Linked DNA regions of Homo sapiens: region 2 is linked to region 1. The links are chromatin loops, found by intact Hi-C in ENCODE. Cell type or tissue: psoas muscle. All regions are shown on one strand. Links, peaks and the distances in the headings refer to the core of each region. The heading gives the core; the rest is flanking DNA.

Region 1 (8,000 bases), core at 1-8,000:
GTATAAACATAGTTAGTATAAATTTTTACATTATATTTATACTTATAAGGTAAGTATATGCTTAAGGTTAAAGCTGAGGAAGCAAACATTTGGTTATAGACAAAATTATAACAAAGGTTTAATCACCAAACCTTTTGTCATCAAATTTTTATTTCATTGTCTATGTTTGCTTATAAACCTTCGAGCACATTTTTCAGTACTTCAGATAGCACACATCACACTAATTTTTCAAGAGTTTTTCATTGTATTTATTGTATGGAAAATATTGGTAGGATGCTTGTTTGAAACTTCTGGATTATCACATAAACTTAGACGCATTACCTCAGAGGGAAAAATGTTAGTAAAGTTCTTGGGTTAAATATGTAGGTGAGGCCAGGCATGGTGGCTCATGCGTGTAGTCCCTGCACTTTGGGAGGCCGAGGCAGGTGGATCACCTGAGGTCAGGAGTTCGAGATCAGCCTGGCCAACATGGTGAAACCCGGTCTCTACTAAAAATACAAAAACTAGCCGGGTGAGGTGGTGGTTGCCTGTAATCCCAGCTACTCGAGAGGCTGAGGCAGGAAAATCATTTGAACCTGGGAGGTGGACGTTGCATTGAGCTGAGATTGCTCCACTGCACTCCAGCCTGGGCGACAGAGTGAGACTCTATCTCAAAAAAAAAAAATGTAGGCTGGGCGCGGTGGCTCATGCCTGTAATCCCAGCACTTTGGGAGTCCGAGGTGGGCGGATCACGAGGTCAGGAGATCAAGACCATCTTGGCTAACACGGTGAAACCCCGTCTCTGCTAAAAAAATACAAAAAATTAGCCGGGCATGGTGGTGGGCACCTGTAGTCCCAGCTAATCAGGAGGCTGAGGCAGGAGAATGGCGTGAACCCGGGAGGCGGAGCTTATAGTGAGCCGAGATCGCGCCACTGCACTCCAGCCTGGGCGACAGAGCAAGACTCTGTCTCAAAAAAAAAAAAAAAAAATGTAGGTGACTTGGTTGGGCATGGTGGCTCACACCTGTAATCCCAGTACTTTGGGAGGGTGAAGTGGGCAGATCACTTGAGCCCAGGAGTTCAGGATCAGCCTGGGCAACATGGTGAAACCCCGTCTCCACAAAAAATACAAAAATTAGACAGGCATCGTGGTGCACACCTGTAGTTCCAGCTACTCGGGAGGCTGAAGTGAGGGGATTGCTTGAGCCCAGGAGGCAGAGGTTGCAGTGAGCGGAGATTAAGCCACTTTACTCCAGCCTGGGGGACAGAGCAAGACTGTCTCAAAAAAAAAATGTAGGTGACTTAGTCCAGGTGACAATGTGCTGAGGTGACTCCATGGAAAGGATCTGGAGCAAGGCTTCCAGAATGCTCCCTTCTCCTAACTCAGTCTGGGGAGGAGTCTTAGCTTTCAACTTGGATGTGGTTTTTCTGATGGCCTAAAGTACAGTAACTGTCTTCTTGACAGGTGTCTTTGCCACCAGATTGACAATATTAGACACTTTAGGGATTGTTACAGTCACTGTTCAATGTGCCTTCCCATAAAGTTCTTTCATTCCTTTGCTCAACAAGAAAACTTGGCAAAGCTTTTAAATATAGAGGCCCTTTTTTTTTTTTTTTTTCCCGAGACAAAGTCTCACTGTGTTGCCCAGGCTGGAGTGCAGTGGAGTAATCTTAGCTCACTGCAACCTCCACCTCCCAAGCTCAAGCAATTCTCCTGCCTCAGCCTCCCGAGTAGCTGGGATTACAGGTGCTCACCACCACCCCCAGCTAATTTTTGTATTTTCAGTAGAGACAGCGTTTCACCATGTTGGCCAGGCTGGTCTCGAACCTCTAGCCTCAAGTGATCCATCCACCTCTGTCTCCCAAAGTGCTGGGATTACAGGTGTGAGCCACTGTGCCTGGTAGAGTCCCATTTTAGTTAGCATCTGCTGTGTTCTCAGTTGTACTTTAAATTTATATATATAGTTTTTATTTTTATTTTTTATTGTTTTTAGGCCGGGCGCGGTGGCTAACGCCTATAATCCCAGCACTTTGGGAGGCCGAGGCAGGGGGATCACGAGGTCAGGAGTTCAAGACCAGCCTGACCAACATGGTGAAACCCCGTCTTCTACTAAAAATACAAAAATTAGCCAGGCATGGTGGCGGGCGCCTATAATCCCAGCTATTCATGAGGCTGAGGCAGGAGAATCGCTTGAACCGGGGAGGCGGAGGTTGTAGTGAGCTGAGATCGCACCACTGCACTCTAGCCTGGGCGAAAGAGCGAGACTCCATCTCAAAAAAAAAAATTGTTTTTAACTGCCTCATCTCAGAAATTTTTCTCTTTTGAGGGGAGATCAAATATCCAGAATTCTCTAGACTGGAGCAGGGGTTTTTCAAACAACAGCAGCAGACTCACCTGTAATCTTGTCAGAAGTATGAATTATCAGTCTCCACCCTAGACTTACTGAATCAGACACTGTGGGAGTTAGGCCTAGCAGTCTGTATTTACTAGGTGATCCGGAGGCATGCTAGTTTGAAAACTGCTGGGCTAGAGAAGGTCTGCTGAGGATGTGATACATTCCTCACTAATTTAAGGATTTGACTCAGAAGCCATTTAATTAAAAGGATCTGCTGGGTCAAGGGAAAGGGGAAAAACTCATATGAATTTAATTGCCTGGTCCTTTCAAGAGTCAGAAGGTACAAATATTTATTTAGTTTGCTCACAGAGTCGAGAATTTTGAGACTAGTGGTAACTTCTTTCGCCAGTCCCTAATGACATCACGTTAGAGGGTGTGGGACAGTGTGATTAACTCTAAGTGTTTAAGGTCTTTTGCAATAGGCATCGCCACTTAAGCTGTATGTTTTTAATGAACCTGGAATTCCAGCATGCTCACTGCCCAGACGTTATTGTATTTTTGTTCACTAATTCACTGAGCATATAATGAGCACCTACTTATTGTGAGACACAAGATGAGTAAGACATGGTCCCTGTGTTTAAGGAATGTATCATTCAGTCTTAAGAAATACCCCAGAACATGACGCTTTCATATGCTCACAGATGTGTGCTTTTCTAAACATATCCAAGCTGCTACCCACAGATCTGATGTAAACCTGGCCTTGTAGTCAGAGCTCAGCTACCTTTTAGCATTATTTGGAGCTTAATTCTTTTACCTTCCCTGTCCCCATTTTTTTCCCTTTTGATATACTGTTTAGTTTACTGCTGAGATATTGCTATCTCATATGAAAATGTCTTTCAAGACCTCGTAAGTTTAAGAATGAGAGCCAGCTTCCTATTATGGTTCATTTTTGGAGAAATTCCGAATAAAGACTGATAGATGGATTCCCTTAAGGGAAATAATTATTTAAACTATTAATTTTCTAATGAAAAGAACTTAGTAAAAATGAAAATAAGAGGAACCACTTGGAAAAATGATATTTTAAAATCATAATTTATGGATTTAGGACTTTTATTTTGTGAATAATAAGTCTAAACACTAAATGCCTGTTTTGAGAAGGCAGACTCTAAGTCTTCATGATCTTTGTGCCCTTTTCATGCTGGGGTTGTTTTCCCTCTCCTATTTTTTTTTTTTTTGAGACAGAGTCTCGCTTTGTCATCCAGGCTGGAGTGCAGTGGTGCGATCTTGGCTCACTGCAACTGCCGCCTCCCGGGTTCAAGCGATTCTCCTGCCTCAGCCTCCCGAGCAGCTGTGACTATAGGTGTGTACCACCATGCCCAGCTAATTTTTGTAGTTTTAGTAGAGACGGGCGTTTCACCATATTGGCCAGGCTGGTCTCGAACTCTGACCTCGTGATCTAGCTGCCTCAGCCTCCCAAAGTGCTGGAATTACAGGTGTGAGCCACCGCACCCAGCCTCCCCCTCCTATTTTATTCAAAACTTTTTTTTTTTTTCCAGTCTCTGGAAGTACTTAGAGCACAAGACCGTGGCTATGAGAGGTTCTTATGCTGCTTTTGTCATCAATTCCCCTTCCATTCCCAGCAGTCTCACTGCATTGCAAGTCTCCTGGCAAGAACCTCTCTGCCTTGCCTGTTCTTGCACTAGCTCACAGCCTCAGCCAGGTTCCTTTCCATAGACCTTGCCCTGCTGCTGCGTAGCAGCAGGCTCAGGTGTCACTGCCACAACTTTGCATCTGCACATGCGCGTGCACTTCAAATAATGCGAAAGATAGGACACTTGGGACCCTCAAATGTTGGAAACTTAGGATTTTTAATGAGATTTTCTTCTGTGTCTGAAATTATAATATTTGCAAAGGGCCTAAAACACTACCAGTTTTAAACCCCTTATTTTGTGTAATTTGGTGACTATAATCAATAATTCACAGTAATGAGTTAGCAGAAATGGCTAAATCAGAAAATGATTCTATATTTAGGCATAGGAGTTATGATTGGCAGGGTGTGTGTAAGGTGAAAAATAAACATATTGAATAGTCTTATGATTAAAGATGATTACAAATTTGACTTAGTCATTTCTTATCTAGGGCATTTAAAATGACTTGTTAATGATTATCCTTTTCTAAGTCTTCTTGCTTATGAAGAACTGTAAGAGCTGGAGAGATTTCTCTGCATCTTTTACCATAAGCACCATAACATATGAGAACATAAAGAAGACTGGAAAAGTAATGGTTAATGGCATGCAGATTCCCTGCTTTCCTTTCCTTCTCAGTTTTCCATCCATCTGCTTTCTTTATTTTTTTCCCATCTGCCATTTCCTTTGGGGCCTAGGTGAATACCTTAAGTAATGAAATATAATTTTTTTCTCGATGTAGATGGCAGTAATTGTTTGTTCTTGGTAATTGACATAGCTTGAACTGGATGTGCTATTTATACTTAATTGCTGTAGAAACAGAACTGAAGTTCTTCTACTTCCTTTTTGTAAGGCGTGGTTTTCAGTATCTGAATGGAGAAACCAGAGGGCATAGCAGTAATGTAGAGGCATATTCACAATGTTGTTATTAGAGAACCCAGATACCCTTAAGACAAGCTTGTCCAGCCCATGGCCTTCAGGCCTCAGGACAGCTTTGAATGTGGCCCAACACAAATTCGTAAACTTTCTCAAAACATTATGAGATTTTTTTGGAATTTTTTTTTTTAGCTCATTAGTTATCATTATAGTGTATTTTATGTGTGGCCCAAGACAGTTCTTCTTCCAATGTGGCCCAGGGAAGCCAAAAGATCAGACACCCCTGCTCTAAGATTTAGATACTTTCAACCACATGGTTTTAGATACTGCTTTAAAGGCCTTCAGTTAGTGAGTGGTTCTAGTCATCCTAGTTTCTCACCAGGCACAATTTTACTTAAAAATTTGTAACTTTTCTCTCTAAGATAGAATTCTTAAGTATGAAGTGGTGAAATTAGCAATTCAAATATTATCGCAAGTTTCTGTTGAATTTTAATTTTGTTGTTTTTTATTCTCAGAGAGTCCTAGATAGAGTCTTTGAAGTGGTCTAGTTGCTAAGTACTGTTTGCTTTTCCATCAGTTAGAGCACATGTGTTTGCATTGAGTCCGATATTTAGGGTTGACTTAAACCACGTCTTGTGAGACAGGCAGGCAAGTAGGATGGAGTCTTGTGAGTAGTCAGGCTCACTGGTTTTTGCCAAGGGATAAACCAAGAACAAGTTGAAATGTTGTAATCATCGGGATCCTGAAAACAAGTTGCTTGTAGTCAGCTGATTTGATTGCAAGTAGAAACCGAAAGAACCCCCTCAACTTACATGTAACAGCCAGTGGTAACTAGTGTCTCCATGATCTCATCTTAAACTTTTCCAATCTCATGACAGTATTTCTCTGCACTTCTGGTGTTGATCCTTACTTCCCAAAATGATTGCTTTCTATTTTTTAGGCCTTCAGACTTATCATCTGGTTTATACACAGTTTTTCCCCCTTTTTGCTATGTTTATGATCCCATGACTTTATCAAGTTATGGTCCCTGTGCCACTTTTTAAGAGTGTGGCTGACAGGGGTAGAATCAAATTGAAATTTGGAATGAAAATGATAGAGAAAAACTCTTCTGATTTTTTGTCTTATTGTGCTTTTGAAGAGGATGATTGTTCTGGTTTACTCCTAGTTTTTGGTCAAACAAGTATTGCCTGGGTATTAGAGTTGGGGAGATGAGGCAATGGAGAAGTTGATTGGACTGGTTTTTGTTTTGTTTTGTTTTGTTTTGTTTTTTGGAGCAGCTTCTCCTTTCTGATGGGAGTAAAGGGTGGTAGGATGAGTTCGGTAGAGAGAGGCTAGGAAATGTAGACCTGCGTGTGGGAAGATCCTTCTTCATTTCATTGTATAAACTGTCATGGTGGAAGTCATTTTAAATCTTACCAATTAAACCAGCCCATGAACTCTAGTTTGGTTTATTATCTGTTGTTTTTCCTTCACTTTACTTGATTCTTGAGCTGTGTTCTCAAGAATCCTACAACTGTAAAGCCTATGTGAACTTATTTAGAAGATTCCTAGTCAGAAAATGGGACATTCAGATATGTTTTTACAGGCCTGCCCAGCTATTGTGCTTCTTATCCTTTTGAAGACATAAATACTCTTTAAATCCCATGGCTTGGATCATTCTATAAGTGGCCATGCTGAAAGTTCTCATATTCTGAATTTTAAAGGGGCTGGAAACGTAGATACCTGGAGCTTCCCCTTCTGTCTTTCTCCAGACTTCACAGCATTCAAAGACAGTGGCAGTGCCTTGCTTCTTCCTTGGAAAGAGAGCCTCTATCTTTCACATTCTCACGTAGGGAAAATTCTAGTTTGTAGCTGCCTAGAAATTAAATGTTCAGAGTATCTGCAGAGTCTCTTCATTATTGCACAGAAAGAAGAGATATTTTAGCTTCCTATCTACATGCAGAGGTATTTCCTGGCACTTTCATCATTCATTCAGGGAAACGTAGGAGAGAAAATGGCTTCCACCAAGTAACAGATTTATACATGTCACCATCACTTAATTTTTTTTCCTTTTGCTCCTTATTTCTAAAACCATTTCCCCAGATGCTTTACTGGGGCAATTATGCTTTCTTTACCTCAAATTTATTTTCTGTGTTTTCATCCCCTATTCTTCTTGTCTTTTTATGGATATATCTTGTCTTTTCGTGGTTTGTTTTCTTTTTCATCCTTATTTTCTGAACCTGTCTCCTGGTTCCTCGTTGCCTGCATGCCACTAACTATTTTCATTAGATATTAATTGATTTGTGAATTCAGGCTGAATTGCATCATCAGCAGATGGCGGATCCAGACTTGTTGGAAGAGTCCTCATCCCTCTTGGAGCCAAGTGAGATGGGAAGAGGCACTCCTTTAAGACTTGGGTAAGTGCCATGTCAACTTTTCGGTATTCAGTGGGGCCATGTTCATCTCTTCTGTTCAGAAGAGCAGTGAGACTGGGGATTCACTTGCTACCAGGATATGCCCTCTTCTGAGCCTATTGAGATAGTCCTACAACTCTGGATTCATGCCTGAGTTGCTCTGTCAGCTCTCTGCTGGGTCCATAAGTGAAGCTGGGAATAAGACTTGTATTAAACCAACCCAAATGTCCATCAATGATAGACTGGATTAAGAAAGTGTGGCACATATACACAATGGAATACTATGTAGCCATAAAAAATGATGAGTTCCTGTCCTTTGTAGGGACATGGATGAAGCTGGAAACCATCATTCTCAGCAAACTATCACAAGGACAAAAAACCAAACACCACATGTTCTCACTCATAGGTGGAAATTGAACAATGAGAACACTTGGACACAGGAAGGGGAACATCACACACCGGGGCCTGTTGTGGGGTGGGGGGAGGGGGGAGGGAGAGCATTAGGAGATATACCTAATGTAAATGACGAGTTAATGGGTGCAGCACACCAACATGGCACATGTATACATATGTAATGAACCTGCACGTTGTGCACATGTACCCTAGAACTTAAAGTATAATAAAAAAAGATATATATATAAATATAAATAAAAAAGACTTGTATTAAAACCTTCCATCCCATGACATGGAATAGAGTTTCCAATCTGCCTCTTCTCCCCACAGCTTCGTGG
Region 2 (17,231 bases), core at 2,456-10,455, 240 kb after region 1:
ATAAGCTGCAGTGGGGTGATCTGCTTTGTGGGGAGGGTGTGGAGATGGTCTGGGACAACAGGGAAGCTATTCTAAACATTAAATGAGGTCTGGAACCTAGCAAATGGCACACTAGAAAAGTCACATACTGGCCAGGCACAGTGGCTCACGCCTGTAATCCCAGCACTTTGCGAGGCCGAGGCAGGTGGATCATTTGAGGTCAGGAGTTCGAGACCAGCCTGGCCAACATGGTGAAACCCCGTCTCTACTAAAAATACAAAAATTAGCCAGGCATGGTGGTACATGCCTGTAATCCCAGCTACTTGGGAAGCTGAGGCAGGAGAATTGCTTGAACCCGGGAGGCGGAGGTTGCAGTGAGCCAAGATTGTGCCACTGCACTCCAGCCTGGGTGACAGAGCGAGGCTCCATCTCAAAAAAAAGAAAAATCACAGACCACAAGGCCCTTAATGTTACCTCCTAAGAGGTCTTCTCAGTTGCAGTGAGAGGCTCAGCTGTTCTCAGTTGCTGCAGAGAATTCTGCAATCTGCGGAAGTGGCACAGGGTCAACAAGTGCAGCTGGAGGTGGGGTAGGGTGATGACCACAGAGTGAGGCCTCCAGCTGAACTGCTGAAGAATGCCCTGGTAGAACTTACCTTTCTTCAGCTGAATCTTCCTGCAGTGTGCAGCCCACAATCTGAAAAAGACAGGAAGGACAGGTCTCAGTCACGGCCCTAGGGAGCTCTGCAAATGCAGGTAAATGACAACGTGACTTGCTCTGAGGGACTGTGTTTGATGACTGGGGAGTATCTTCCCAAACCCCTCAACAGGACGACTTTGGTACACAGAAGCTAGAGTCCATCCTAAATCCAGCTGGCCTGTGCTACAAGAGTTAAACTTAAACACAACCCCTCCCAAACAAGCAAATAACATAAAAGAACACAACACAGAAATAAAAGAAAGCCCAAGCCTATTGGTCTATTATAAAGCTATTGTTTCTCTCCAAATCTCTCCCTTTGTCTTTGTGGAGGTGGAGATATGGGGGAGTTTCAAGATGGGGAGGTGGGAAGGCCTTTCAGGAATCTTCTCTGAAAGAACTGAAAGGGAGGAGCCACAGGGATTTCCTTCTGTATCTAGAAGTGGTGTCAGCTCCTTCCTCTGATAGGTGATAGTCACTAGGGAACAGGGCCAGGGTGCAGAATTTTTTTAAAAACTTCCAACCTAAGTAAAGGCTATCATGTAACTCAGAAAAACAACACAAACCAAACAAATAAATAAACTCTGATCAGAGTTGAGAAATGGGTAAGGTGGTAACAAAACCAACAAGGAGAAATGGCTTCAGGGTGGAGCCATGAGGCCAGCTCATGTCCTATTGGCCAGAAGCTTAAATAGAAAAACAGACAGTTATGGTCCACAGCACTGGGGGACAAGAAGAGGGCTGATCTAAGGCACAGACCCTCAGGGAGCACTCAGGAGGCTGGCTCTCAGTCATGTGATGCCAAGCTGATGGGCTCACACAGCCTGTGCGGTTGCTAAAGAGGGAGGCAGATGGGAACTCCAAGGGGAGGTCAGAGCACAGGGAACAGCCTGGCTGTAAAACAAAACACTTTGTCCAACCCTTCTTGCCTGTGCTTTCTTTTCTTCTTCTGTGAGGGGTTCATGAGCTCATCTGTTGGCAGCTTCAGGATAAGTGATTCTTTGACTGCAAACTGAAAGACCTGGAAGAGAAATCCAACGGGCCTGTCACTCCTCGAGCAAGGGGGTCAGGTAAGTGGCCCAGCTGGGTGCTGGCCTTGGGAGGGTTCTGAGAAACTCAGGCAGCTGACCAAGCCTCTCATCAGTCAGGGAGAGACAGAGTGCCACTGGAACATTGGGTTACTGGCTCTGAAGTTCATTCCTAATTATTTATCCTGACTCAGGAAAGGAGAAATACTGAGCACAGTAATACCGCCCCTGGTCAGAAGCTGTCACCTACTACTCTTTCTACCAAGCCACGGGTAGAAGAGTGGGCTGACTGTGACCAACAGTATCTTCTTCTTTTTAGGAAGGGCAACGCTGTGCCTTGTGTAACTGAGTGTAAGGCAGGACAGGACAGGACAGGAATGGTTTCAGTGGGCTAAATATTAGCTCCCTCTGTCAGTATAAAGATACCGGAGCCTCAGCCATTTCAATAGGATGTGTTTTTTCTCTTAAAGCACTGGTTTTTAGTTTTTCCTTTTCTTTGTTGGGGCTATTGGCCCTTTGTGGGGGATCTTTGAAAACTGTAACTATTCTCAGGAAAATACAGACAAGAACATTCTTGCATACAAATCCATAGATGGTTACGTTGAGAACCTGTGATCAGGGAAATAGGTATGAGCTCCAAAATGAAAGCAAAGGGCACTTCAGCTCATGGTTCTGTTTTTGTTTGTTTTTTTTTTTTTTTTTTAAGAGAGAGGGTCTCATACTCTTGGCCAGGCTGGAGTGCAGTGGTGCCATCATAGCTCAATGTAGTATAGAACTCCTGGGCTCAAGCCATCTTCCCACCTCAGCCTCCTGAGTACTAGGACTACAGGTACGTGGCTTTTTTTTTTTTTTTTTTTTTGTAGAAATGGGGTCTCACTTTGTTGCCCACACTGGTCCTGAAATCCTGGCTTCAAGCGATCCTCCCACCATGGCTTCCCAAAGCACTGGAATTCTAGGTGTGAGCCACCTTGCCCAGTCCATGGTTCTATTAATTGTTCTCAGTACAGGAAGCATGAAGAAGAGGCCACAGAGTCTCCTCCAGAAGGTAGGAAGCCAAAGCATTGGGGTTCCTTTCCTGTTGGACATGCTGGCCCTGACAGCTGCCTCCTTGTCCCTGTTCTTCAGTCTGTCTTCTCACTGTGGTCTTTTCCTGTCTTTTCCTGGGCCAATCACTTGAGGTCAGGAGTTTGAGACCAGCCTGGCCAACATGGTGAAACCCCATCTCTACTAAAAAAAAATACAAAAATGGCCAGGCACATTGGCTCATGCCTGTAATCCCAGCACTTTGGGAGGCCGAGGCGGGTGGATCACCTGAGGTCAGGAGTTTGAGACCAGCCTGGCCAACATGGTGAAACCCCGTCTCTATTACAAATACAAAATTAGCCGGGCGTGGTGGTGCACACCTGTAATCCCAGCTACTTGGGAGGCTGTGGCAGAAGAATCACTTGAACCTGGGAGGCGGAGGCTGCAGTGAGCTGAGATCATGCCACTGCACTCCAGCCTGGGCAACAGACCGAGACTCCATCTCAAAAAAACAAAACAAAAAAAATTAGCTGGGTGTGGTGGTGGGCACCTGTAATCCCAGTTGCTTGGGAGGATGAGGCAGAAGAATCACTTGAACTTGGGAGGCGGAGGTTGCAGTGAACCAAGATTATGCCACTGCACCACTCCAGCCTGGGCAACAGAGCGAGATTCTGTCTCAAAAAAAAAAAAAAATTAGCTGGGCATACTGGCCTGCACCTGTAGTCCCTTGCTACTTGCTTGGCTGAGGGGAGAGGACTGCTTGAGCCCAGGAGGCGGAGGTTGCAGTGAGCTATGATCATGCCACTGCACTCCAGCCTGGGCGACACAGTGAAACCCTGTCTCAAAGACAAAATAAAGATAATCTAGTGATAGAAAATGTGGAGAATAAAATGACTGAAGAGGCTGGCGGAGTGGTGGAGGGAGCAGCAGCTGCAGCAGCTGCAGCAGCAGCAGCAGTGTGCTCATTAACAAGAGCCACAGAAAGACCTGGGAGTCCCTTCTGGGAAAGGGGTACACATTTAGAAAGGAGGCCAGAGCCAAAAAAAAGAAGCGAAAGAGTGTAGGACCCAGAAGCATTAAATAGAGTCCAGACAGAAATGAGCATTCAGCAAGGAGGAGGCGGGTCCCCAAACATCATTAGGCCTGGCACTTGCAGAAGGGCCATGTTTGGGAAACTCACAGAAGCACAGGCTCATCAGGGACTGAACTTAAGACAACTTCTCTCCAGACCCAGACACACAGCCTGGTAAGATGGCAAAGGGCTGGACAGAGCAATGCGTGAAAGGAGGGGCCCATTTGTTCTGCTGCTTCCAGATGGTACCTGCTTGCACGTCTTGGTCCCCAGAAGCCTGGCTATTGAACAGAAGTTGTTGAAGTAGGTGCCATGGAAGACTCGAAAAAGAGATTCTTCAGCCCCAGTCCATTCCACAGGCTCCGAGGGTGCTTCCACTACGCAGAGTTGAGGTGGGGCTGGACTAGCCTTCTGTTTTGTGGGAGTCTGACAGCGAGAGTTAGCCTCTGAGAAGGGAAGAAATAACAGAATCAGAAGAAGGTAGAATGCAGTTGTCATCAGTAGTTTGTCACAAACTCAGAAGTACTTCATTCTACTTTAAAAGGTAGAACAGTTAGGAATGAAAATATTCCCTATCTTTAGGCCAGGCATGGTGGCTCACGCCTGTAATCCCTGCATTTTGGGAGGCCGAGGTGGGTGGATTGCTTGAGCTCAGGAGTTCAAGACCAGCCTGGGCAACATGGCGAAACCCTGTCTCTACTAAAAATACAAAAATTAGCCAGGCAGGGTGGCTCACGCCTGTAATCCCAGCACTTTAGGACGCCGAGGCAGGCGGATCACCTGAGGTCAGAAGTTCAAGACCAGCCTGGCCAACATGGCGAAACCCCGTCTCTACTAAAAATATAAAAATTAGCCGGGCGTGGTGGCAGGCACCTGTAATCCCAGCTACTTGGGAGGCTGAGGCAGGAGAATCGCTTGAACCTGGGAGGTGGAGGTTGCAGTGAGCCAAGATAGCACCACTGCACTCCAGCCTGGGCAAAAAAGCGAGAGACTGTTTCAAAAAAAAAAAAAAAAAAAAAGAAAATATTCCCCATCTTTACTGTTTACAAAACTTGTAGAAAGAATTTATAATTTTTAAGAGGTAGTAAAGTTAAGTGTCAGGCAGTGATCCTGGGTTTACCAGAGTCCTTGCATGGAAAGAAAAAGTCTTCATTTTCTGTTCATCGTACCTGAAGAACTGGAGGCCCAGTCATTGCCTGTGTCCCTGTCACTGTCTCCTTCTTTAGTCTCAGCCACAGCAGAGGCTGAGGCATTGGAGCAGGAAGCACTGACTATGTGGTGCCTTCTCCGGCGACGACCAGAGCACTTGGAGCGGGGGTTGTGGAGCATGGCATACTCCTTTGCTCCTTCCTGCAGTGGACACATTACAGACAGGAAATAGGAACAGGCCCATCACCATATTGATCTCATCATCACAAACTTTCATCTTTACAACATCTGTCTACAATAATAGTGTCTTTTCTTTTTCTCTGTACCATATAATAAGTATGATCATATAACAATGAGAGCTGCTTAACAAAACTTACGTACTTTTTCACAAAAGAGTTGTCCTATAATGTTTTTTTGTTTGTTTGTTTTTTTGAGACAGGGTCTCTCTCTCTTGCCCAGGATGGAGTGCAGAGGCCTGCTCACTGCAGCCTCGAATTCCTGGGCTCAAGTGATTCCCTTGCCTCAGCCTCCCAAGTAGCTAGGACCACACGCACATGTCACCATGCCCAGCTAATGTCCTATAATCTTAAAAAAGATATAATCTATGCATCTGTGTCTTCAATTTTCCAGTGAGTTGTATCTAAAATTAACTTGCGTGTTACTTGTTTGGAATTTGAGAACACATTCTCCTATGGATGAAGAAATGAGATTCAGAGAGGGGAAGAAACTAGCTTGAGAGTATGCAGCTAATAGTTCCAGAGGGGTATAGGAATCAGGGCTCCTTGTCTCCCTAGGCCACTATTCTTTCCAGTCTACCACACTTTCTCTGTTTCCTTAATAAAATGTGTAATGCTTAATCTGTACAATCTTACTACTTAATTTTGAAACTTCCTCCCAAATCTGTGTATGAAACTCAGAAGAATATTGTTTCATTATTTTACAGCTATCACCCCCTTTTTTAAAAAATGAAATAATTATCACTCACCTAGATCATCAATATTTTCTCATCAGACTTGGTTTTCAAAGACTTCCTAGCTGTTTCTGAAAACTAAATCTATTTCTACAAAATAAAGGTTTATCTTCCAGTGACATTGTCTAGAGGCACTCAGAATGGTCCAGCATTTGACATACATGTAGGCTTTCCTACAATATAGCTTTTAACAAAACTAGGCTGTCCTGAGCCCCTGGTAATAGAATTGATTACCTTTATACCAAGAGGGTTGGGAAAGCACTGAAATCTGCATGTGGCGTGTGCCCAGCAGACTTCGGGGGGTTTGTGCTATGAGACCTAAAGTTCCTATGAGATTGTCCAAAACAAAAAAGCATGTCAGCAGGGCCTATGGTGGATCCGTGTGTGCTGAATGTATTGGTGCAGGAGCAAGTGTGCTTTCCTTAGCAAGCAGCAGAAAATTGTTGTGAAAGTGTTGAAGGCACAAGCAGAGTCAGAAAGCTCAATTTAAAAATGAAGTTTTTTTGAGTAATAAAAATGAAAAAAAAATAAAGGTTAACTATCATTAAGGGTATCTGGAATTTGGAATAATATACAGTAAGGCCTAAAGGAAATTCCAAAAGAGAAGTTTCAAAATTAACTGAACCTGATATTATGTGCCTATGCTGTGTATGAAGTATACAGTATCAATTATACTATTTTAAACATTTATATATATTTACATATAATTTTTATATATTATATATATAATATATAATATGGAAATATATTATATAATTATATAATTTATATAAATATAAAATATATATTTATATAATATATAAATATATGAAATTTATATAAATATATTTATATATAATTTATATAAATATAAAATATATATAATTTATGTAAATATAATTTATATATTATATATGTATTTATATACTATATATTACATGTATTTATATATTATAGATTATATGTATTTATATATTATATATAATAGATTATATGTATTTATATATTATATATTATAGATTATATGTATTTATATATAATATATATCATAGATTATATGTATTTATATATAATATATATTATAGATTATATGTATTTATATATAATATAATATATAATAGATTATATGTATTTATATATATATATATTTTTTTGAGACGAGGTCTTGCCCTGTCACCCAGGTGAGTACAGTAGCATGATCTCAGCTCACTGCAGCCTTGACCTTCTAGGCTCAACTGATCCTCCCACCTCAGCCTCCCAAGTCCAGTCCAGCTAATTTTTGTATTTTTTATAGACATGGGGTTTTGCCATGTTGCCCAGGCTGGTCTCGAACTCCTAGGCTCAAGCTATCCACATGCTTCAGCCCCCCAAATTGCTGGGATTACAGGCGTGAGCCACCATTTTAATATAATGGCCAAACATTTTAACATAAATAAAATCAAGTTTCCAGACCTAATTTCTAGGTTATAAGAAAGAGGAGACAGAAGAACACAGAAATGACACTGTGAAAAAACAACAGATGAATCCAGGATGTGGGTCATCCTACAAGACAACCAGCCTGGAACTTTTAAAAAGATTTTAAAAGTGATAGAATTATTTGAGATTAAAAACGAGTAAAAAGACATAACAAGGCCGGGCGCCTTATTACACCTGTAATCCCAGTACTTTGGGAGGCCAGGCAGTCTGATCACCTGAGGTTGGGAGTTCAAGACCAGCCTGACCAACACAGAGAAACCCTGTCTCTACTAAAAACACAAAAATTAGCTGGGCGTGGTGGCGCATGCCTGTAATCCCAGCTACTTGGGAGGCTGAGGCAGGAGAATCGTTTGAACCCGGGAGGTGGAGATTGTGGTGAGCTGAGATTGCACCATTGCACTCCAGCCTGGGCAACAAGAGTGAAACTCTGTCTCAAAAAAAAAAAAAAAAAGACATAATAACCAAATATGATGTCTGACTGGATGATCCTGGTTTGGAAACAAAACAAAACAAAACACAACACAAAAATACCTATTCTTGGTACAGCTGAAAAAAAAATTGAATATATTAATAGAATGGGTAATAGAGGATACTATACAATTTTTATTAATTGTCCTAGGTGTAATAATGTGGTTATGTAAGAGAATGTCTTTATGCTGAAACATTTACCAAATGAGCATCACAATGTCTGCAACTTATTGTCAAATGGTTCAGCAAAAGATATACATACGCAAATTTATGGAGAAAGGAGATACAGAAAAAAATGTTATCAAATCCAGGAAGAAGGTATCTTTCAACTCTGCATGATTGAAAATGTTCTTAGTAAACAGTTGGGGGAAAATAGTCCAGCATTATATTTAATATGCACTCAAACCTAAAACGCAATAAAAGAAAAATTGTGCATACATTATCTCTGTAAGTTAAACATGCATACATTTCAGGCATTGGCAGCATCTTCGTAATACATGTACAGGGTATCAAGGTGACTCCTGTGAGAAGGGCAATGACCTTTTGACTTATATAAATGCTGGTATGTTGACATAACATGGCATATATATTTTTTTAAGGATGAAGTAATTTCATTTTATTATTATTTTTTTTTTGAGATGGAGTCTCACTATCTCACCCAGGCTGGAGTACAGTGGCGTGATCTCGGCTCACTGCAGCCTCCACCTCCTGGGTTCAAGCAATTCTCCTGTCTCAGCCTCCTGAGTAGCTGGGATTACAGGCGTGCGCCACCACACCTGGTTAATTTTGTATTTTCAGTAGAGACAGGGTTTTTCCATGTTGACCAGGCTGGTCTCAAACTCCTGACCTCAGGTGATCCACCTCCCTCAGCCTCCCAAAGTGCTGGGATTATAGGTGTGCACTACGACGCCTGGCTGAAAAACATGGAGTAATTTTAAAAGCATGATCTGTGGAGTTAGACCCTGACTTGAATTTCATCGCTGCCATACCGCTGACTTATCAACAAACTTTAGGCAAAATATATAACTTTTGTAATCCAGTTTCCTCTACCTCATGACACTGTTATAGGATGAAAATAAGACAAGGTATGTTAAGGGTCTACTATGATACTTGGCACATAGGAAGGAGTCAATACACATTAGGAAAAAATAAACCCAATAACGTCTATTCTTTTGCTTTTACAGTACGGCCCATTTTCCACATGTGTGCCCAACAGCATTCTCTACCATCTTTCCATCTATTATCCCACTAAAGATGGTTCCAAAAGCACTTGGCTGGTTGTATAATATAATTTTAATAGGTGGCAGAAATTTTATCAAGGTATTTTATTCATCGCCTAGGCTCATCCTATTGTGTAAAAAGCCCAACTGTGTCTTTGGCAAGTCCAGTTGATCTATTTCCTTCTAGCTCTCAATATATGGCTTCCCCACAGGTATGCCAGACCATTTATGCTGCTTCTTAAGGTCTGTCCATCAGGGAACGGTCCATCTGGTTGATCACAACAAGACATCAGCATCATCACGTGCTATTCGTCTCATAGTTATATGCATTTATAACAAGATAGCAAAGAAACTAGAGTGTGTACCCACCCCCCCAGCATACACTTTGCTCCAATTCTAACAATACAGTTTTAGGCTCTGAAATCTAAGCAGATGATATTTAGAGCAGGCAAGCCTTTAATGATCTTCGAATCTGCACTCCATCAGACTAACTTTATAGTGCTACCATGTCTGGGGAGTTCCTTAAGAGCGGTCCCACAGTAACTGGGGAGCTCCTTAAGAGCAAAAGCCATGTTTTATTTGTGCTATATGACCCCCAGAGTGCTGTGTACTGGCTCACGTGGCTTGTGTTCCCAGAATGAAGTTAATAATGCCAGAACAGCTTAAGAACATACCAGCAAAAGGAAGCAGTCTGTGCCACATGGTTCTGGTTCAATCTTGATTTCTTTATTCTTGCGTTTATATACATTAGGGGTGGCATGAAAAGCTGGAAAACAAAAACTGTCTTGTTGCCAGTGGTCTATCCACTTGACAAGATGGGGAGAAACAAAAGTGAATTAGAGAGCTATTGTAGGAGTTAGAATTCGATATAAACGGCTACCATCAGGGTGCACAAAATTCAGTCATTTCTGACATCAACACAATGCTTTCAAAGCTAAGAGGTACTGAGGGACAGATAAGTTGCTAGTTAGTCTGTCCCTATCATGCAAAGCATGTTGCACTATAATTGAGCAAGGGAAAATAGAACTGGCCCTTTGTAAAACGTTAGAACAGAAGCCAGGAACTCTATACGAGAAACCAGAACAAAGAGAAGGAAATGGTGGCTGGGGATGGAAGAGAGGAGAGCATTTCAAACAGAGTAGCCCCACTCACGGTGAAGGAAGCAGTCGTATTTAAAGCAGCGCCGGCAAAAAAGTGTGTGGAAGGAGTGCAGAGATTGCTCCCGCTGCACAGACTTGGCATTGGGGCCATCGATGTTGGGTGTGCACTGAGGGGGAAGTGCATTGGGGTCTGACATCTCTGTTAGTTCTCGATACCTATTTAAGAAAAGAGAGATAAGAGTTCCTCCGAGGAACTGCCTCCACTGAGGAAATACAGATTGGGTACTGACAGTAGCTCACCTACGGTCTGCCAAGGGAGGATGGGTGTTTTTTATAGGTCTGGTTGATAAGAGAATGGTAGATAACTAGAGTGGGTCCACCATTGTAATTATGCTGGGTTGGGCAAATGTTGGAAAGTAAGGGGAGGGAAGGATTTGTTAAGATGGTGCTGGAGTTAACTCTCCAGAAAAATGGCAGAGTAAATGTTCTCTGCCCAGACTCACTCAAAAGCCAGTATACGATGACCCTTAATATAGTAAGGGGGGCATTTAGAGGTAATTGAGTAAGCAAGAAATAATCAAATTGCGGGCAAATCATAATGCCCTTACCATAAACAAAGCTTTTTACTAACCAAAAATTAGGAGGGAATAAAGGTTTTGTCCGAGCACTCTGTATATGGCCTAAGTGGGACAGCTTTCCCTACCTCTCCTTCATGTCATCTGGGACACCATTCTCAGGGAACATTGAGGCAATTGCACTGAAGATCATGTCATTTGGGAACTGTTTCTTGGAACTCTTTTTGTTGCCTGAATTGGAAATGATAAAAAGCTCCTGAGTGCGATTATCAGAACACGTAAACAAATCTGTGTGATCTTTTTTCCTTTTGTCATAGCATTTTGATTACAGCTGCTTTGTTAACCTAACCACTGATTGTTTGGAGATATATAAACATCAGTGCTATCTGGACTTATCTGATATATGCTACCAGTAAATAAGGAAGTTAGAGTAGTCTACATATTAACAACAAAATCCACAGTCCCAATTAGAATCTGGATGTGAGGTGGCTCACGCCTGTAATCCCAGTCAGTACTTTGAGAGGCCGAGGGGAGCGGATCACTTGAGGCCAGGAGTTTGAGACCAGCCTGGCCAACATGGTAAAACCCCAACTCTACTAAAAATACAAAACTTAGCTGGGCATGGTGGTGCATGCCTATAGTCCCAGCTACTTAGAAGGCTGACACACAAGAATCACTTGAACCAGGGAGGTGGAGGTTGCAGTGAGCCGAGATTGTGCCACTGCACTCCACCTTGGGTAACAGAGCAAGACTGTGTCTCAAAAAAATAATAAATAATAGATTTTAAAAATAAAAATAAGAATTTGGAGGTGAAAAGAGTGTTCATAGAGAGGCCTGAACATAGAAGAATCCTATCATGAAGTGGATGCTGAAGAACTACACTGATACTATAATTATGATACAATAAAAGAGAATACACTATGTCCCTGGACATATAGTATAATTAAACTATTAAATTTTAAATTAAACATTAGTGACATGGAAAAGTACTCATAAGATTAAATAAAAAGGGATATAAAATTTGATATATACATATATATAAATTGGCATGATCCCAATTTCACATGAGACATATAATTAGAAATGAATAGCAATGATTATTCTATCAGTTCTTCTACTTTCTTCTTCACCCAAGTCACAGCTATCTGAAGCTATCACTTAATGATCATGTTCTCCTTTTAAGTGAACCAACAAGAAGCACCAACAGCCTTTAATAGGCAACAAATCTTTCCAGTTCTTCCTTCTTCCCTATCCCTGTCACTTTAAAAAAGGAATAAGGGAGCCAGTGCTACGTACCTTCAATAGCATGTCGCTTTCTCTTTCTTGTTACTGGCAGATCTTCTTTGCTGTCATCCTGCTTTCCATCTGAGGTGTCATTGTGCCCTTCCTCCTCCTCATCTGAGTACTGATTCAGGGCATCGACCAACTCCAGAAAAACAGCATCACTAATCAGAACGGATCCAGGGATCATCTCTGAAACATGAGGATTCGAAAGATGAGCAGTGGTCACTTCACATTCCATTAGTCCTCCTAGGCAGGTTTTCTTGTACTCACTCCAGAGGCCCAGATATGTCACATGTGTACATTTTTACATGGGAGATCAGGAAATTACAATCATTTGATTGGCTCCTACACATGCAGTGGGCAGCTGGCTAGAGTAGGAATACAGCTATAGGCTTTATTTATTTTTATTATTTTTTTTAGACGGAGTTTCGCCTTATTGCCCAGGCTGGAGTGCAATGGCGCGATCTTGGCTCACCGCAACCTCCACCTCCCAGGTTCAAGTGATTCTCCTGCCTCAGCCTCCCGAGTAGCTGAGATTACGCATGTGCCACCACCCTGGCTAATTTTGTATTTTAGTAGAGACTGGGTTTCTCCATGTCAGGCTGGTCGTGAACTCCAGACCTCAGGTGATCCGCCCGCCTCGGCCTACCAAAATGCTGGGATTACAGGTGTGACCCACCGTGCCCAGCCATAGGCTTTATTCTTACTGAAGAACTTCACTTCCTCAGTCACAAGTCAACTCTGAATTTCTGGTTCAAAATCTCATGAAAGTGTTCAAACAATCTCCAAGTAGGGCAGAGAAAAATAATAAAATGAAAATTCTCTTGGCTTTGCTGCTGATGGGTCAGTAATGACGTCTCTAAATCAAAAGACAGCAATTTTTCCTAAAATTGTACTTTATGGAGATGTACTACAATTTAGGAGGTCTTTGAACACTAGGAGGCACTGTGGACAAATAATGTAGTTCAACAGCATCACAACAGTGCCCACAATTGTCAAAAGAGCAGGTGGGGCTGTTGGTTTATGAAGTGATGGAGAGCCTCTCCTCTTTCCATTTCTTACACACGGACAGACTTTTCTAGAATTATGACTAAATCCAAACAATTGGCTTTTAGGAAATTCAGATTATTAAAACCAACTTCTGGGAGATTCAGGGGATGCCTGGATCAAAGAAGTATGACAGAGAGCCTCATTGCCATTCTCAGAGAAAGAGAAATAAAGAACAAAATGGTCTTGGATGTCCTTATGGAAAACTCCTAAGCCCTAAGATTAAACTTATTTGTACAATAAACTTTCTCTCCAGCCACTGATTACTACATAATCCTTTTATGTCCCAACTCCTTTTAAAATTTAACTAGGATACTTTAAATAATTTTTATTTCTGTTTCTGCTGCTTGAATCAGAAATAACTAGGGTAATAAAAAAAAAAAAGAAAGAAAGAAAAAAAGAAATAACTAGGGTATTTTGGGCCAGGCATGTTGGCTCACTCTTGTAATCCCAGAGCTTTGGGAGGCCAACGTGGGAGGATTGCTTGAGGCCAGGAGTTTAAGACCAGCCTGGGCAACGTGGTGAGACTCCATCTCTACAAAAAATTTTAAAAATAAGCCAGGGCCGGGCACGGTGGCTCACGCCTGTAATCCCAGCACTTTGGGAGGCTGAGGTGGGAGGATCACAAGGTCAGGAGATCGAGACCATCCTGGCTCACACGGTGAAACCCCATCCCTACTAAAAATACAAAAAAGTAGCCGGGTGTGGTAGGCGCCTGTAGTCCCAGCTACCTCGGGAGGCTGAGGCAGGAGAATGGCATGAACCCGGGAGGCGGAGCTTACAGTGAGCCGAGATTGTGCCACTGCGCTCCAGCCTGGGTGACACAGCGAGACTCTGTCTCAAAAAAAAAAAAAAAAAAAAAAGCCAGGTGTGGTGGAGTGCACCTGTAGTCCCAGCCCCCCAGGAGGCTAAAGCAGGAAAATCACTTAAGCCCAGGAGGCTGAGGCTACAATAAGCTATGATCATGCCACTGCATTCCAGCCTGGGTGACTGAGTGAGTCCCTGTCTCTAAAAAAAAAATAAAAAAAAAAATTGGGCTAGGCATGGTGGCTCACGCCTATAATCCCAGCACTTTAGGAGGCCGAGATAGGTGGATCACCTGAGGTCAGGAATTCGAGACCAGCCTGACCAACATGGTGAAACCCCATCTCTACTAAAAATACAAGAATTAGCTGGGCATGGTGGCAGACACCTGTAGTCCCAGCTACTTGGGAGGCTGAGGCAGAAGAATCACTTGAACCCAGGAGGCAGAGATTGCAGTGAGCCTAGATTACACCACTGCACTCCAGCCTGGGCAACTAAGGCAAAACTCCGTCTCAAAAAAAAAAAAAAAAAAAAATTAACTCCCAGCCATGTGATGACATTGAAATATTCTGCAGTGTGTACCCCATGGGGCAGAAGATAAAAGCAAGATGGCAAGATGATGAGGTACCAAAGAAGAGGCCTGATTCTAACAAAATTTTCTCCAAGGAGTTCAGTACCACTACCTTCTTCACCATGGACTTTCCCATCATAGTTATTGATCAGCTCCTCAATAAAAGTCTCATCTTCTTCTTTCACTTCATCTCCCATGTAGGGAATATTGCACAAAACCGTCTCATCTTCTACCTGAAACCAAACCAGATGTGATTTATTCCATGAAGCCATCATGCATCTGCTCTTTCCTATTTAGTGGAATCTTTGCTGAGCTTTGTTTGTTGCTTGAGTCTCCTGAAAATGCCTTTGTCCCAGAGTTTCCTGCATTTTAAACACTGGCCATTTTGTTTGGCCAAAAAAACCTCAAATGGGGCCAAGTGTGGTGGCTCACGCCTGCAATCCCAGCACTTTGGGAGGCCGAGGCAGGCGGATCATGAGGTCAGGAGATCGAGACCATCCTGGCCAACATGGTGAAACCCCATCTCTACTAAAATACAAAAAATTAGCTGGGCGTGGTGGCGCATGCCTGTAGTCCCAGCTACTAGGGAGGCTGAGGGAGGAGAATCGCTTGAACCTGGGAGGCAGAGGTTGCAGTAAGCTGAGATCGCGCCACTGTACTCCAGCCTGGCGACACAGTGAGACTCCGTCTCAAAAAAAAAAAAAGTTTCATAAGTAGAGAGACAGATGGATAAATAAAAATGAAGGCTTCTAAGATTATGATCTGTAATTTAACTACAAAATAAACTGGGCAATCATAAGACATGGGTATTCTATAAGATGGACTAAGATTCTCCAATAATAAAAAAAAATTATGATTACAACTCATGCCAGTCACACTCAATGGGAACCTAAAGTCAACTGCAGCCTAGGCTATGGATATTTTCTGGCAATAAACAATAGTAAATAATTTTGGGGGAGTGGGGTGCTCAGCAGAGAATATAGTCATTCTAAAATCCCCAAGTAGCAAGTAAAATTATTCTGAAGTTTTATTCTAAGAGATGATTCCCTTCTATAAACCTCGACCTCATTCCAACCAGTAGTACGGCTATCTGTCACCAGGCAGATGATAAGCAATGGCAGTATTTAGAGAGGAATGATTATCAAAACCACAAATAATCCTAGTAGGAGTCAGCACAAAGGCCCAGATGAAAGGACTGTGTGCACGTCTGTTGTCTCAGTTGTTTTTGTAGCATCTTGCATTTAGAGAATTCAGAAAGGATTACTCCATCAACAGGGAGCAGACAACCTGCTCAAGCCTCAAGAGTCTGATTTAGACTGCATTTAACTGTACATAATATTGGGCCAAGGTACTAAGAGAAAATTGAAATCTTGCCCAATATTATTCATTTAAAAAAGAACCAGCATCAATTCCAAAGCACACATCAGAGAGCATAAAATCTGACAAGTTAGAACAACTTGCAATATATATTGTTTAGAGTAAGTAAATTACAACCTTGTTCTGCCCTGCATGTCCTAGCTGTGTTAATTACTGGACAATCTTTACCCTAAGAGGAGCTCTGGCATATCAACATAACACAATCATACAGTTTAAATAACCACCACAGTGCTTTCAATACATACCATAAAGTTCTGTTGGAGAGGGGACCAGGAATACATGATGGGAACCAATGCAACTGTGTTCAGTGACCTCATTAACATATGTTGGCTTGCAAATCCCGGGAAAATGCTCTCTATGGTACACTGAAATATAAGCAATGACATGGAGAGGGAAAGACGGGCATATAACCCAAGAAAGAAATGTAATTTCCTTCCAAAATTGGCTGGGCATAGTGGCTCATGCCAGTAATCCCAGCACTTTGGGAGGCCAAGACAGGCAGATCACTTGAAGTCAGTTGGAGACCAGCCAGGCCAACATGGTGAAACCCCATCTCTACAAAAACATAATACAAAAATTAGCTGAGCATGGTGGTACACACATGTAATCCCAGCTACTTGGGAGACTGAGGTATGAGAATCACTTGAACCTGGGAGGCAGAGGTTGAGTGAGCCACTGCACTCCAGCCTGGGTGACAGAGCGAGACTCTGTCTCAAGAAAAAAAAGAAAAAAAAGAGAAAAAAAATGATCTTAGTAGCCTCTAGTTCTTACAAGCTAATAAATTAAATTTTTAAAATTCAGATGGCATTTAAAATTATAAAAAATTTGACCAGGCATGGTGGCTCACGCCTGTAATCCCAGCACTTTGGGAGACCGAGGCGGGTGGATCATGAAGTCAGGAGATCAAGACTATCCTGGCCAACATGGTGAAACCCAGTCCCTACTAAAAATACAAAAATTAGCTGGGCGTGGTGGCACATGCCTGTAGTCCCAGCTACTCGGGAGGCTGAGGCAGGAGAATTGCTTGAACCTGGGAGGTGGAGGTTGCAGTGAGCCAAGATCACGCCACTGCACTCCAGCCTGGCGACATAGCGATACTCCGTCTCAAAAAAAACAAAAACAAAATTTTAAAAACAACTTAATAAATTCAGAGTTTTGTAACATCATCTCCTAAAAGGAATCCCTAGACTGCAAACTTGTGGAAAGTAGAAACTCTTTTTTTTTTTTTGAGACAGGATCTCACTCTGTTGCCCAGGCTGAGTGCAGTTGTGCAATCACAGCTCACTGCAGCCTCTGCCTCCCAGGCTAAAGCCATCCTCCAACCTCAGCCTCCCGAGAAGCTGGGATTACAGGCATGTGCTACTACATCCAGTTAAACAGCTAATTTTTCTTTTTTTTTTTTGTAGAGACAGGGT

What was found. Peaks named below come from ENCODE experiments on the same cell type or tissue, not always from the same donor. Only the 100,000 strongest peaks of a DNase experiment are listed, where the experiment ranks them.
Region 2: it touches region 1 in a loop (2.9-fold over the local background); 2 of 110 quality-filtered maps call a loop at or near these places.

Annotation. Positions count from the first base shown.
Region 1 is chr17:42,470,471-42,478,470 of GRCh38, forward strand. ATP6V0A1 (ATPase H+ transporting V0 subunit a1) reads left to right here. Exons shown (of 22, transcript NM_001130021.3): 6 at 7,190-7,272; 7 at 7,993-8,000. Among named protein-coding and RNA genes, the nearest start is that of ATP6V0A1, 16 kb to the left of the region's middle. In psoas muscle, for the core only: no CTCF peak of the experiment used is centred there; no DNase peak of the experiment used is centred there; H3K27ac peaks cover 1,097 bases.
Region 2 is chr17:42,708,244-42,725,474 of GRCh38, forward strand. EZH1 (enhancer of zeste 1 polycomb repressive complex 2 subunit) reads right to left here. Exons shown (of 21, transcript NM_001991.5): 5 at 16,062-16,181; 6 at 14,552-14,672; 7 at 12,030-12,206; 8 at 10,862-10,964; 9 at 10,211-10,374; 10 at 9,733-9,824; 11 at 4,966-5,146; 12 at 4,046-4,242; 13 at 1,603-1,694; 14 at 633-673. It also overlaps the pseudogene RPL34P30. Among named protein-coding and RNA genes, the nearest start is that of MIR6780A, 8.7 kb to the left of the region's middle. In psoas muscle, for the core only: no CTCF peak of the experiment used is centred there; no DNase peak of the experiment used is centred there.